Linked DNA regions of Homo sapiens: all the other regions are linked to region 1. A link is a loop called in an ENCODE intact Hi-C map of the cell type or tissue named here. Cell type or tissue: IMR-90. All regions are shown on one strand.

Region 1 (2,500 bases):
CAGGTGGTATCTGTTTTATAGATGAAGAAATTGGTACTCAGGGAGACTAAATGATGTGCCTAGGGTTCTCAGCTCCTGATCCATATATATCTATATAGATCCACATACTAAATACTAAACATCTTCTCTGGATGTCCCTCGGGTGGCCCAAATTGGCTCGTCCTATATTTCTTTTTTTCAGGTAAATAGTACTGCAATTCAACCAGAAATCGAACCCTGAGAAACAGTCATCCTAGACTCTCTACCACCTCTTGTTCCCTATCTCACCTTCTATTGGTCATCAAATCATTTTTACTTTCCCTCTTAAAAGCCTCTTGATTCCAAACTAAACTGCATCATTTTACTGCCATGCCTGTAGTCCTCCTTCCCATAGCATACAATGTAAAGTCCTTGCTTTTTAACATGACATGTGAGGTCTTCCATGGTCTTACCATTGCTTCTTATCTAATGTCACTTCTTGCTATACCTATGTAAATATGCTTTAGTCGTATTCAACCACTTGCCATTGCCCAAATATGCAGTGTCCTTATCACCCAAAGATTTTTGGCAAATGCTGTTCCCTCTGCCTGGAATGCTTTTCTTCACTCTAACATGCCTCTCATTGGTCTTATTTCCTACGTATCCCTCAAGACTTTACTTGAAGATCAACTTTTCCTAATCTTAGTAGAAAGTAAAATTTGGGAATACTGAAAACATTAATTTTGTCTTCTTAAATGCTTGTCATGTAGGCATTTCTCTCACTGATACATTTGTTTATTTACATCTCTCTCATTTGATTGGAAGCTCCTGAGTAGCAGTGATGAGTCTAATTATATCTCAAAAATATCCCTGTGACTGACACATAAAAGGCCTACTGAAATTTTTACCAACTGGATAAATGATTCACAGGGATACAAGTTGGAAGATGTTTGCTATGACCAATGTAGATGATGATTAACATCAGTATGTGCCAGGGTGGATTGTATTCTTGTTCAAAATTAGTCATCCCATCTCCCCTTCTTCATAAAAAGGATGATTCATACTCATCCCACCGATGTGGGGCTTGTCTATGTGTTGTGAGCAGATGGGATATATGCCACACCCAAACTGAAGCTTTAAAGAGGTGTTCTCGGTCTTTTCCTCTGGCAAAAGAATGGCATACCTTAGATCCAGCTTGCTCCTTCAACCTTAGGGCTGAGACGAAGAGATATGTGGGACATAGCTACAGGGAACCTTAGCTCACATGTAGTGTGAGTAAGAAATAAACTTTTGTTGTTTTGCAACCTACTGCAATGGTTGTATTTTTATCTCAGCAAAGCTGATTGATAGTTATAATGATAACAAAAGCAAGGATGTTTATAAGAAACATTCTGAATGGGTTACTCGGTTATGCTTACAAAAAGATGTTTGGAGCTTTTGGAGTTTGTGATGATGTTAGGACACCTCCATGTGGTGGTATCTTGTAAGGCGATGGTGCAAACTCAGCAAAATCTCTGGCACATCAAAATTAGAACTCAACAAATATTTGTTAAACCAAGCTATTGAATGGGAGCTTAGATTAAAGATCAGCACTGGAGATAAAAGTTCTAGATCCATAGTTATAAGATGACAGGATTTTCTACCTAATGAAAAAAGTATGTGAACAGTACAGAATGGTGTCTAAGAATTGAGGCTTGTGGAATGCATTAGGTAGAATTTAGGAAGAGGAAAGGGAATTAAAAATAAGAATAAACAGGAAAACAGTGATGTTATATCACAGGAATTAGAGGAGAAAACTTATAGGAAACTTGGAGTTGTCAAATGTGAAGTTCAAGCAGAAAGAGGACTGTGAAAAGATAGAAGTTCTGGGATCTCTTTAGTGAGGAAAGTCAACTTTCCTCAAAATTCTCCTATACCCAAATATTTATATCCAGCTTTTAAATAATTCTCATGGTGACATCAAATAGCTTATCAAGTCCTAAAGAGTCATGTGCTCTGCATTGCAGTGACTTCATTAACCCACAATAATAGAGCTATTCCAGTCTTGTTTTGTGATTTGTTTGCCTCTTTTTTGCTTCCTGTATGACTGTTGTTTTTGTTTTTCTTTTCAACTTCCATTTTAGGCCTTTCTGCTGACTTTCATACTGCTATATCTAGCAACATAACCCAAATTTGCCTATCTTAGGGGTACAGAACTGTTGGGTCACAACTGTGAAAATTCTTTCCTATTATTGAGGATGTGCTCTGATTCTCCTTTTTATTGGTAACAAACTTATTGTCACCTGGTGCATGTGCTCAGTGCACATGCATTTTATGCATGCTGAACTCTTGGTTTAATTTTACTGTGGCCTGTTCATTTCATTATACAATCAAATAGTCCTACTATTTGGGGACCCATCTTGTTTTAGCTGTGTAGTGTTCTAGTTAGCTTTTCCTTACCCCTTCCTTACTCCATTCGTTTCATAAATGGGGAAATAAAAATAAGTCATTCTTTTAAGCAATAGTACCACAAAAATGTAGAAATATCCTTTCATTTGCTTCT
Region 2 (2,500 bases), 530 kb before region 1:
AGCAATGGTGTTTTCCTTTTTTCTTTCTTTCTTTCTTTCTTTCTTTCTCTCTCTCTCTCTCTTTCTTTCTTTCTTTCTTTCTTTCTTTCTTTCTTTCTAACTGTGCTTTTACTTTGAGTCTTTTCCTTCTCTCTTTTCCTCAGTACTTCTGCCTTTCTTACTTTGACCTGTTCTCTCCTTTCCTTCCCTTCCCATTAGGGCCTAGGGCAAAGATCAACAGCTAAGATAAACCCTCAACCAAAGAGCTGAGCGCATTTACAGTTGGGGAATGGGGCTGAGAGATACTGAGACATCGCACCTCCAGCACCTGAATTCCAACATTTAGAGGTCAGAGCCACCGGTTTCTGCCTATGAAGATGTACTAAGTTTCGCATCTACCCATATCCCCGAATGTGGCCCAGAGTTAGTGGCAGAAACTTGTTTCTGCTTTTAACTTTGCAGTTGAGTTTTGGAAAGCGGTTTTGGGAGGGCCAGGTTGAGAATCTGGGCAGCTCCGGGCCAGATGCGGGCGCCCCGGGTCCTGTCTGAACCAGACTGCTGCTGCAATGTGAGCTCGGGAGGGAACTGGGGATGCGAGCTGGGAACAGACCGCGCTCCAGCCCCCATGGTTTGTGACGGGGAACTTCGGGCGCACACACCCTGGGGAGTAGGTCTCCTCCAAATGGCACCGACACAGACTGGCGCTGGATCTTCTCTCCCTGCTAATCTATCCGCAAAGACCGCCTGGGCACTTTTGGGGGAATGTGGCCAAAAGGGGACTCTAACTGCGACATCTACAGAGGAAGGAGAAACTGGTGGTGCCTAAGAAGTTGATCTCGATGCGCGCAGTGAGGGCACAGGGCCCTGCGCGCCAGAGAAGCGAAGCCAGCGGTCTCCACTTACTTGTTCTTAATTCCTCCCTACCCCCGCTCTGGCCTCTCATTTTCGGCCTCATGGATCCAAGACCCGAGGTTATTTTCAGTCACAACTTTCTCCACACCCCGTACCCCCAAAAGTGTACCTCAGCTCAGGCGGGAAAGGGCACTTTGACCCGCCGTGCGCGAGTTTCCAGCCAGCCGCTGCGCGCCTGAGAGAAAGAGCGCCTGGCTGCGGCTCCGAGCGCACAGCTCTTCCCCGCGTGTTTGGCGCGGCTACGTTTCTCTTGCTCCGGGCTGAGGCTCGAGGAACCTCGCCAGCCTGCTGTGGTCCCGTCCCCTTGACGTTTGATTTCTAAAACCGCATAGTCTGCGGCTCTGGCATTTAGAAAAAGAGGACAAGGTCAAGGCCTGTGGACCGACCGCCGCGATCCGCTTGCACCTTTGCTCTCACAGCAAGCGAGTCCTGGCCGCAGCCGCTGGAAAAAGGTGCCGCAGCGCCCAGTTTACCTGGAATTCAGGGACCTGACCCTGACTCTATTTCCGGCTAGTCCCAGCCTCTCCTTCCTCTCCTTTCCCCGCTTTCCGCCCAGGGCGGTTCTGAGATTTTGATTAAGAGAGATCTGTCCCCGCACCGCAGAGGGATGGTGCCAAATGGCCAGGCTTCCTGGGCACTGCGTCCTCATTCCCAGGTCAGAGCTACTGCGAAAGGAAAGGTCTCCATCTGGACGCACCTCGTCCCCTCCCCCAGCGCGCGGGGCAGCCCTCTAGGGCCAGCTCGGGCACGCGCTTTTCCCCCTCCTCACCCCCTGCTCCGCCCAGCCCCGTACAGTTTTATTCTTTATGAAACACACACGCCCACCCCGCCTCCCACGTAAAGGCCAGTCTTGACTCATTTTGCGCCCAGATGCAAACTCAGCTGGAAGTTGAGGGTAGGGCCAAAGAGGTGAGGGGAGGGTAAGAGATACAGCGAAATAGAGAATGAGAAGGGAGAAATCAAAGGGGGAGGAGGGACAAGAGAAAGCGTGTGGAGCTGGAGGTTGAAGGGGCAGAGGCGGAGGCCAAGGACTGAGCAAGGGGCGCGCGCGCGGCGGCGGCGGCGGCGGTGTTGGCGGCGGCGGCGGCAGGGCGGCTGCACCTCCTCCCAGCCTTTTCGCCCGCGCGCGCGAAGCGGGGTCAGGCGCGGACCCACATTCACCGACTGCAGAACTGTTTTCTTTGCCACTACCAGAGGGTGTTTCGGGGCTCCCCACGGTCTTCTCCCTGGCTGCTTGCCGCGTGAGAGCAGAAATAAAACAAAACAAATCACGGGACACGACGGAGTCGGGCCGCTGGGCGCCTCCGGGATCGCTCTCACTTTGCACTCGGAAGCGGGCGCGGGGATTCGGGCTGCCGCGTGTAGCCTATAAATAGCAAACTTTTTGACCGAAGCAACTAACAAATAAGAGGAGCAGGCGTGCATTTTGCTCAAGATCCCCCCTTTTCTGGGGACGACCTTACTCCCACCCCCGCCCCCTTTGCAGTAGTTGTGAGGGGATAGATTGGGAGAGAGAGATGAAATTTAATTTTATTAGAATTTACAGTAGTGGTGTTAATTTTTGCGGAAGGGGGTAAGAATCTCGCCATTTATCTGACCTTCTCTACCC
Region 3 (2,500 bases), 240 kb before region 1:
AGTTACTAGCAAAGCATTTGGATTAAACAAAATTCAGGAAGGACTCCGCTGCCAGGCAGGGTCAACATGGATGCCTCTGTACAAAGAAAGCTATCCCATCAATATTGTTGTTATAGGGGGATTCTTCTCCTGTAAGAGGAAATGGAAATAACTCCATCCCTGTCCCAACAGAGCATGTTAACACAGGGATTTTAAGGTGCATTTTGTGCTATTATCTGGTGGGCGTCAAGCTGGTTTCTGATTTTGAAATGCCTTCCCTTCTCCTGCCTGCCTCTGTGACAAAGTGGCATGACACAAACGTGGCTTTGATCCCCTTCTTTACATTAATTCTCTTTTTACAGATATAAGCTTTTTTGTACCCAGCTTTAGTTTTATTTTTATTCCTATTATTAAAGTGGCTACCAGCTGCTTCTTTTCAGCATTTATGAGGATTTGGCAGTTATTTATTTTTTTATTTCAGTGGTGGGGAGTCCAAAGTTCAACTCTAGCAAGGGGTCCATCAGACTGTGTTTTGAGGGTGGATTATACATGAGGCAGGCCCACACCTTGGCTCTGATATCAGCTCTATGGGCCTCCTCTTGCCTGGGAGCCTGTGGCAAGTTGCGTTCCTGGAGCCTCCCAGAGCGGGTGGATGTAGCGGGAGAGACGAAGGCTTTAGGCTAAATTGCCAAATCCTATATTTGTACACCAGCAGGCAATAAGTGAAGAAGCTTAAGCATTGCATTCCCACTGTCTGAGTCTGCAGACCCTGCAATCAAACACCGAGACCATATTCTGAAACAATTGTGTCCGATGACAGTTTATTATGGAAAGAGTCAGTATCACTCAGGATGCTTGCCAATAAAACAAAGCGAAAAACAGGATCTCTTCATAATTTCTACTCCATGATCCACAATTTCATAGATGATAGCTGAGCTCTTACTCAGATTTCAAAAACCACTTTGTGTACTTATGGGCCATTCACTCACACAGGGCCCGAGATGGGGGAACCCTCCACAGGCAGCAGGCAGCACCAAACAGAGACAGCCTGCTTTTGCTAAGCCCATCCCGAGCCTACCCCGTGACCTCCTCTCCCGGCGACACGGACAACCTATAAAGACTGAGTTAAGCGTGAGATCCAAACAGGAGCCAGCCCTGATGATTTGCCTCTTATTTTGGTGTTAAAGCTGGGAATTATCATCCTGCAGAATGATTTTAGACACCTCTGAGTCAATCCTTTATTTCTAAATCAGAACAGCACGGTCACCAGCAGGTTTGACAACAGGTAAACTTTTGCAAAATGCCAGCTGGCCTCACTAAGAAATTATACTCAGTGGAAGGCATGGAGCTACATTTTCTTGTCACCTCTGGCAGACATTTTGTTTACAGATTTCGCTGAATGTTCCTCTTAGTTAAGGAATTCAGCTGGAGGCTGCCTGTGTGAAATAGTCACACTCATTTCTTCAGCATTTGCTTGAAAAAAATATTTTCCCTCAAATAAAATTGTGCAAGCAGCCACTCTGACTTTGGACAAGAAAGTAACACTTTCATGGTGTCTGCTGTGGACAAGTAAGAGCTGCATATCCGGCATTTACATTCCATCATATATACTGGCATTTGATTAGAGTCAGTATAAGATTTTAAACGTTTTTTTTTCTTCAACAGTTAAAAAAAATCAGATGAAAGCAAGGCTGGTATTCACCAGCATGCACCATCACACTCTGTCAGTTATTAATAGCTGGCATTCATTCAGATAAGATGGGTTTCCAGTCTCATTGGCTGGTGCCTGTGCCAGTCTGATTATGAACTATTTTGAATATCATTCCTGAATATATGTTGCATATTTCCAAAAAGATGCTAAATCCCTTGTGGGTGGAGAGTACAGTATAAAATTCTTATGAATCCTTGCAGCAACCAACTTGGTGATAAGCACATGGCAGATGCTCCATAAATACTTAGGAAGTGGCATTTAATTAGATAATAGGAAATAGACACATTCTGCATTGGCAGAATATGACTATCATTGGTCTCATTTCACTCTGTAATGAGCTGTTTACCTAGCCTAATGACCTGCGAGGTGCTGTGGTTATTTTCACAGGTGCAAAAGTCAGATTAAAGAATGGACCGGGAGAGGGTCACAGAAAAACCCTACGCTACTCATCAACACAGGAATGCACAATGCCTGCACCCAGTGTGAGGTGCACCAAAAAATCTTTGCTCGCTCAACCTACTGCCAGACATGATTAGGAAATGGAGAGAGGAGGTTAGACTCTTAGGTGTGTTAAAACATTTCTGCCCATCACCCTAGAGTAGGGCTGAAATGTTGTCGTCAACGGATTCACGAAGGGTTTCAGCTAATTTAGACTGCTATTTCATACTAGCTCACCTTTTGATTAGTTTAACGTCTTCTTTTAAAATAAATGTCTTTTGGCTTCTTTTTACTCAAAACCCAGTGCCGCCCCCCCAGCCCCCACCACTTTTTAAAAATTTTAAACCAGCCAATACATACTTTTCACATTCT

What was found. Hi-C counts contacts between places; a loop is a spot of excess contacts. Peaks named below come from ENCODE experiments on the same cell type or tissue, not always from the same donor. Only the 100,000 strongest peaks of a DNase experiment are listed, where the experiment ranks them.
Region 2: a loop joins it to region 1, with 2.6 times the contacts of the local background. A loop is called at or near these places in 2 of 110 quality-filtered maps.
Region 3: a loop joins it to region 1, with 5 times the contacts of the local background. A loop is called at or near these places in 2 of 110 quality-filtered maps.

Annotation. Positions count from the first base shown.
Region 1 is chr1:217,659,547-217,662,046 of GRCh38, forward strand. The region is part of intron 3 of SPATA17 (spermatogenesis associated 17); the gene reads left to right. Among named protein-coding and RNA genes, the nearest start is that of SPATA17, 29 kb to the left of the region's middle. RefSeq lists an enhancer at 361-1,560. In IMR-90, a CTCF peak has its summit at 1,428; DNase peaks (open chromatin) are centred at 975 and 1,275; H3K27ac peaks cover 540 bases.
Region 2 is chr1:217,133,587-217,136,086 of GRCh38, forward strand. It overlaps a transcript of ESRRG not described here. Among named protein-coding and RNA genes, the nearest start is that of ESRRG, 410 kb to the left of the region's middle. RefSeq lists enhancers at 96-862, 2,411-2,500 and a silencer at 1,021-1,315. In IMR-90, no CTCF peak of the experiment used is centred here; no DNase peak of the experiment used is centred here; H3K4me3 peaks cover 869 bases; H3K27me3 peaks cover 1,642 bases.
Region 3 is chr1:217,417,637-217,420,136 of GRCh38, forward strand. No RefSeq gene overlaps it. Among named protein-coding and RNA genes, the nearest start is that of GPATCH2, 210 kb to the right of the region's middle. In IMR-90, no CTCF peak of the experiment used is centred here; no DNase peak of the experiment used is centred here; H3K4me3 peaks cover 309 bases; H3K27ac peaks cover 755 bases.